Regions from separate parts of the Mus musculus genome. Here region 2 is linked to region 1. The links are chromatin loops, found by intact Hi-C in ENCODE. Cell type or tissue: left cerebral cortex. All regions are shown on one strand. Links, peaks and the distances in the headings refer to the core of each region. The heading gives the core; the rest is flanking DNA.

What was found. A loop is a pair of places that touch in the nucleus more often than their neighbours do. Peaks named below come from ENCODE experiments on the same cell type or tissue, not always from the same donor. Only the 100,000 strongest peaks of a DNase experiment are listed, where the experiment ranks them.
Region 2: it touches region 1 in a loop (2.1-fold over the local background); 4 of 42 quality-filtered maps call a loop at or near these places.

The regions. Positions count from the first base shown.
Region 1 is chr6:61,283,849-61,286,757 of GRCm38, reverse strand. All of the region lies in intron 1 of Ccser1 (coiled-coil serine rich 1), which reads right to left. Among named protein-coding and RNA genes, the nearest start is that of A730020E08Rik, 100 kb to the right of the region's middle. In left cerebral cortex, for the core only: no CTCF peak of the experiment used is centred there; no DNase peak of the experiment used is centred there.
Region 2 is chr6:61,178,595-61,181,503 of GRCm38, reverse strand. Ccser1 (coiled-coil serine rich 1) reads right to left here and starts at 1,179. Exons shown (of 11, transcript NM_183310.2): 1 at 851-1,179. It overlaps A730020E08Rik (RIKEN cDNA A730020E08 gene), which reads left to right and starts at 694. Exons shown (of 3, transcript NR_040287.1): 1 at 694-797; 2 at 1,443-1,520. In left cerebral cortex, for the core only: a CTCF peak has its summit at 1,072; DNase peaks (open chromatin) are centred at 416, 1,125 and 2,106; H3K4me3 peaks cover 1,844 bases; H3K27ac peaks cover 1,132 bases.

The sequences.
Region 1 (2,909 bases), core at 312-2,811:
AAGGAGATGGGTCAGAGCCTTGTTGGTAGTTATTCCTTGTCTACCTCTGAGTTTTTGATTGACATACAGACTATTCCCCCATATGGGACCAAGCAACCATGGAGACTCAGCTCTTCTGACACAACACACAAAGTATGTACTTTTGAGTTAAGTTGTCCATGCCATATTTTTTTTTTTTTTACTATATCAGTGACAAAGCTAATTGCCACATCAGGGATATTCAGATAAATACATTCATATTGAAATCCAGCAGCTATGGTTTCTTTAAAAGAACATCATTCAGGCTCAGCCTGTGTTTCTCAAAGAGTGTATGTAGATAAGGCACACCTTGGATGTTTTGATCAGGTTTTCACATTCCATGCCATTTGATACTCCTTACTAAGGAACAACAATTACCCTCTCTAGAATAAAGGAATTTTTTTTCATCTAAAGAACAAATAATACATATTAAACAGTGTGAAAAACCCTTTGTATTTCACACCCACTCAAATTCCATTAACCTGCTGAGCAGTGGTCTCATTTTGCAATGATTATTTGGGGCAAGCTTGCTGTTCAGAAAGTTATGCACATAAACACGTAACTAATCAAACTAATAACTTTGTCAAGGCTGAAATACACACCAGCATTAGCTGTATTTCTTAACAGTGGAAAATATCATTAAAATAAAACCAAGAGGCAACTCTGTATGGACAATTTTGTTAGTAGAAAAAAAAAAAGTATTTGACATTTTAATGAGCAAGCCCCAACACATGTATTCTGAGAACTTAAAAACACTTTTGCCAAAAAAGTGCTTTCTGACAGGAGTCTATATAGCTGTCCTCTAAGAGGCTCTGCCAGAACCAAACCAAGACAGATGGGGATGTACACAGCCAAACATTGGACTGAGTGTGGTGACTCCAATGGGGAAGTTAGGGAAAAAACTGTAGGAGTTGGAGGGGGTTGCAACCTCATAGGAAGAACAATAATATCAACCAACCTGACCCCCCCCCCCCAAGAGCTCCTAGTGACTAAACCACCAACCAAAGAGTACACATGGGGGCACTCATGGCTCCAGCTTGATGTATAACAGAGGACTGCCTTATCTGCCATCACTGGGAGGGGAGCCCCTTGATCCTGTGGAGGCTTGATGACCCAGGATAGGGGAACACTAGGCCACTGAGGCAGGAGGAGGCGGGTGGGTAGGGTAGCACTCTCATAGAGGCAGGGGAAGGGAGAAGGGGATCGGGAGCTTGTGGAGGGGAACTCAGGAAGGGGGATAACATTTGAAATGTAAACAAATAAAATAACCAATAAAAAATAAAAACAAAACAAACAAACAAAAAACACTTTTGAAAGAAATAAAAGGCTAAAATGGAATATGTCCTATGGCCACTGATTAGATGGCGATGTTGTTTAATGACAAAGTTCTCCAAATTAATCTTGATCCCGAAAATTTCCTGTGTCAAAATCCCATCTGTCTTTGTTTTGTAGAAATCAACAGGCTGATATTATATTCAATATAACTAGAGTAGAAAACAAAAACTGGAGAACACATTCTTCCCAAGTTCAAGAGCCATCAAGCCTGTGTGGCGATGGCATCAGAATGAATGTGTAAGTCAGAGGAACAAGGTGGTCCAGATTACACCCTTACCCTTTCCTTAGGTGATTCTCTGCAGCGTGAGGATGACAAGGAACTTCAATTAAAGAATGCACACTCTTTCCACAAGTAGTTCTGAAATAATGGAGCAATCACATGGAAAGCAATGATGTTGGGACTAACTATTGCAGGATTCACAGAAACTAATTCAGATAGTTCATAAACTAGGAATGAATACCAAAACTGCAAAAGACTCTTGACAAAAACATGAGAGTAAATATCAACAATACCAGGTTAAACAGAAACAAAGCTTCATAGATCTACTACCACCAAAGGCACAAGCAACAAAAATTTTAAAAAATCATTAGTGAGGCTCATCAAACTTAAAATCTGGGCTACAAAGGCAGCCTACAGTGAGAAAAAAATGCTGTACAACAGTATAATGAGCTTGTTTCCCACAATGTGGGAAATTGGATCCAATCAATATTGAAAAGAAAATTAACCCATTTTTGTAAAATTCAAAGAAAGAACCTGTCTATCCAAAGGCGCTGTAGTGGCTATTCCTGGTTGTCAACTTGACAATATTTGGAATGAACTACAATCCGGAATTGGAAGGCTCACCAGTGACCCTTATCTGGAGGCTTGGAGATCCTTATCTGGATCTTGGTTTGAAGATCTTGAGCCATAGTGGCTATGGATTCCAGAAGATTGAATCTCCGAGTTTAAGGAACACACCTTTAATCTGGGCTATACCTTCTGCTGGAGACAATATAAGGACATTGGAAGAAGGGAGTCTAGCTCTTGATCCTGCTCCTTCGCCTGCTTGCTACGTGAGACTGAGTAACTGCTAGATCCTTGGACTTCCATTCACAGCTGCGACTGAACAATTGTTGGGAATTGGGCTGCCGACTGTAAGTCATCAATAAATTCCTTTACTATCTAGAGACTATCCATAAGTTCTGTGACTCTAGAGAACCCTGACTAATACAGGCGCTATGTGAATAGTTCTAATACACTGTTAGGAATAGGGAACTGAAGATCAAAGGGAGGGTGACTGTGGTGGCAAACAACTTTCCCAGCGCTCATGGGGCAGAGACAGGAGAAATGCTACAGGTTAGAGGCAAGTCTAGGGTATGTAAGCAGTCCCAGGCAGAAACTTACATACAGTGGAACACTGCTTCCGAAGCAAACAAAACTAAACCGCACTGAGAAAGCACACTTTCAATTCACTAGGATAGCTGCAATGAAAGAGGATAAGAGTGATAAGTGTTCCCCGGGGCGGGGACCCAGGAATCCTCATCAGTGTCATTGCGTGGTGCAAGCATGTTCGAAA
Region 2 (2,909 bases), core at 94-2,593, 110 kb after region 1:
TGTGTTTCATTTCAGAAGAAAAGTGCTCAACTGCAATGGTTTGACCAGTGAAAGCTGCTGAAAGCAAGCAGGTTTTCTGTCCTGTGGTCTTAGTGGGGACCTGAAGAGGTAGCAGGAACAGACAGCTAGGACTCTCAGAAATGGCAGAGCAGGGGTTCATGACCTCCAAGAAGCACTTCTACCTGTACACACCGGAGTCTACTTCAGACTTCCTTCTTTCGTTTTACAGAGCAGGTTCCAGAAGGGGGGAAAAAAAAAGCAGAATTGCAGAATTGCTTCCAGTTCCAAGCAGGAGGGGCTCAGCGTACACAGAAGGGAACCCCACAACTCTGCCATAAATAGCCTTTCTTCTCACTCGGGATACTAGCCCCTTTGCATCAGCAAGGCACAGCCTCCTCTCAGAAGCACCATTCACAAATCCCTCGGTCGCCCCTTCGCGCACGCTCCCTAGGCGCTGGCACCGTGTGCGCGAGTCCCTAAGATTCAAGCCCAAAGGTGAGGGGCCTGACAGCCACCTGCTGTCAGCGCGGGGTTCACTTTCCGGCCGGGTGACCCGGCGCGAGAACACACGCAGGAGCACCCCACGCCCGCATCCCGCGATCCCGGGGTGCGCCACAAAGCAATCCGTCCACTCTACGTGGCGGGCTCCGGAGGCAGGGGCGGTCGGCGTGGAGCTCCCGCCTGCCCCACCGCACCGCCCCCGCCCCCGCTCCGCAACCGGAGCTCGCGCCAACTCTGCGACCGAGACCCCCGGATTGCAGGAGCGGGCCACGCCGCGCAGTGCCCACGCCCGCCAGGCGAGTCCCCCCCAACCCCCCGCTGGGCCGACGGCCGAGCCGGGGAGAGTCACCTGGTCGCGCTCAGTCCAGGCCCCACGCGAGTCCTCTGCACCGCGTCGCTACCTTGGAGCTGCGGGCTGGTCCCGACGCGGCGTCCACTCCGGCTCGGCCGCTGTCTTCAGCACTCCTCCTGCCGCTCCCGCCTGCGCCACCGCGGCTGCTCCGCCAGAGCTTCGCAGTCAGTCATTCTGAGCGAGGATGGGAGCGGGCGGGGCGCGCGGCGGCCGCGGGTGGGCGGCGGTGTGCGCAGCGGGGCCGCGGGGCGGCTGCAGCGAGCGCCTCCCGGGCAGGCCGCGCTCCCGGCGGCAGGAGGCGGCGCCGCGGCCTCGGAGCGGGTGACAGTGTCGGGCCGGGCGGGGGCAGCCCGAGGGCGGCGTCGGCCAACCGCGTCGCTGGCTTCCGCGCACGCAGCCTGGCGCGGCGACACGCGCACACCCGCGGCCGAATCGGGGGAGGGAGCGGAGCCCGCCGAGCGCCAGATCCCCGCGCCCTGCGAGTCGCCAGGGCAGTAAGGGGCACGCGCGGTGGGACGCTGAAGAATGGGACAGCGCTGCGCCTGGGCTCTCTGTGACAGAGATATTGTCTTTCCCTTCCTGGAGATAGGAGTTATTGCAGTATTCTGTCTGGGTCTTTCCGTGTCATCCGCCCCACGATCGTCTTGACAACTCTGTAGCTAACAAGGTAACAAGGACCCGGCCTCCTTCCCTTTAAACAGGTCACGCCTCCCAGTAACCGTTTGTGGCAGTGATTGTAAGAATGGAAACCTTGGGATTGGCTGGGAGTGGACTCCTCTGCCTACTCTTGCGGTCCTCAGTAGCAACCCAGAGTCCGGAACCAGCTTGACACCATTAGACTGGTGACCTCTTGAAGAAAATGTATCTCTTCAGAGATGGAAATATTTCTGATGCTTGGTGCAGTTGTTTACCTAATTCATTTTCCTGTGATCCTGTCTCCCCTTGCACTGCATCATTTCCTTTAAGGTTGTACTGGGACCTGAACAATTTCCCATTCGTCCTCTTCTTCATCCCCATTCCTTCTATTTATGCCTTTAGCAGACAATACAACACATGGAAACCATTTAACTCTCGCAGAAACATTTAACCCATTCTGCTAGAATATAGGACCATTTCGAGGTACATAATATGTTCCTAAGGTCATACATTAGAGTTCTTACTGGCACATTTTAGAAGCTTCTTTCTCAAAGTTTAAGTTCTTCATGCCTGGTGTACTACTTTGTTTGGAAGCAGCCAGCATGCGTGCGAAAGTCTAACAGCCTACGCTCCAAGTACGTGTGCATATTTGTATGCATCTTCTGGTTAATCTGTCTGACTCCTGCGAAGTGGCTGTGGAGGTCGGATGTACAAGAAGTATACCTTTTGAATGAATATGATTATGATTGTTATATGTTCTTCTGTGAGAGTATCTCTGCTATATGTTTTATTATTATTATTTATTATTATATAACAAAGCAAGACACTCAGAAGGGGAGGTGTTTGCAAAGTTGATGCTGCATTTTTCTTCTTGTGTGGGTTATGGCAAGTGCATATTTAGCATTCGTCAACATGCACGTGTGAGGATTTGTGTTTCTTTGATGTCTGTGTTCATATGTGTGGCTGAAAATATGTGCATTTCATACCTCTCTGTGCGTACTCTCTGCCCACCTTGTTGAAACCTGATGCCTTCAGTTCTAGGTACTCAGGCTAGAGCACATAGAAGTTTCAAGGGATTCTCTGTGGTGAAAGGCCCAGGGTTATGTGTGTTATCACACCCATGGGGAGGGGGAGTGTCCTGGAGGTCCCCAGGTCAGTATAGGGTCAGTACAGGTCCTCACCCTTGCGCAACCAGCACCAGCCACTGAGCCATCTTCCCAGCCTCAAGCCTTTTAATTTACCTTTCTCCAGTAAATGTTGCCATACCCAACTCTCCCATGGCTCCTGCAATGAGTCTGTTAAGAGTTGTTCGGACATATCAAGACGCATAAAGAAAGGACACAGCCAGGATGTTCACACTGCTTCCTGTCCTTCCTCAGAGCTTTAGACAATTGTTAATAGGCTGACCTAAAACCCTCTC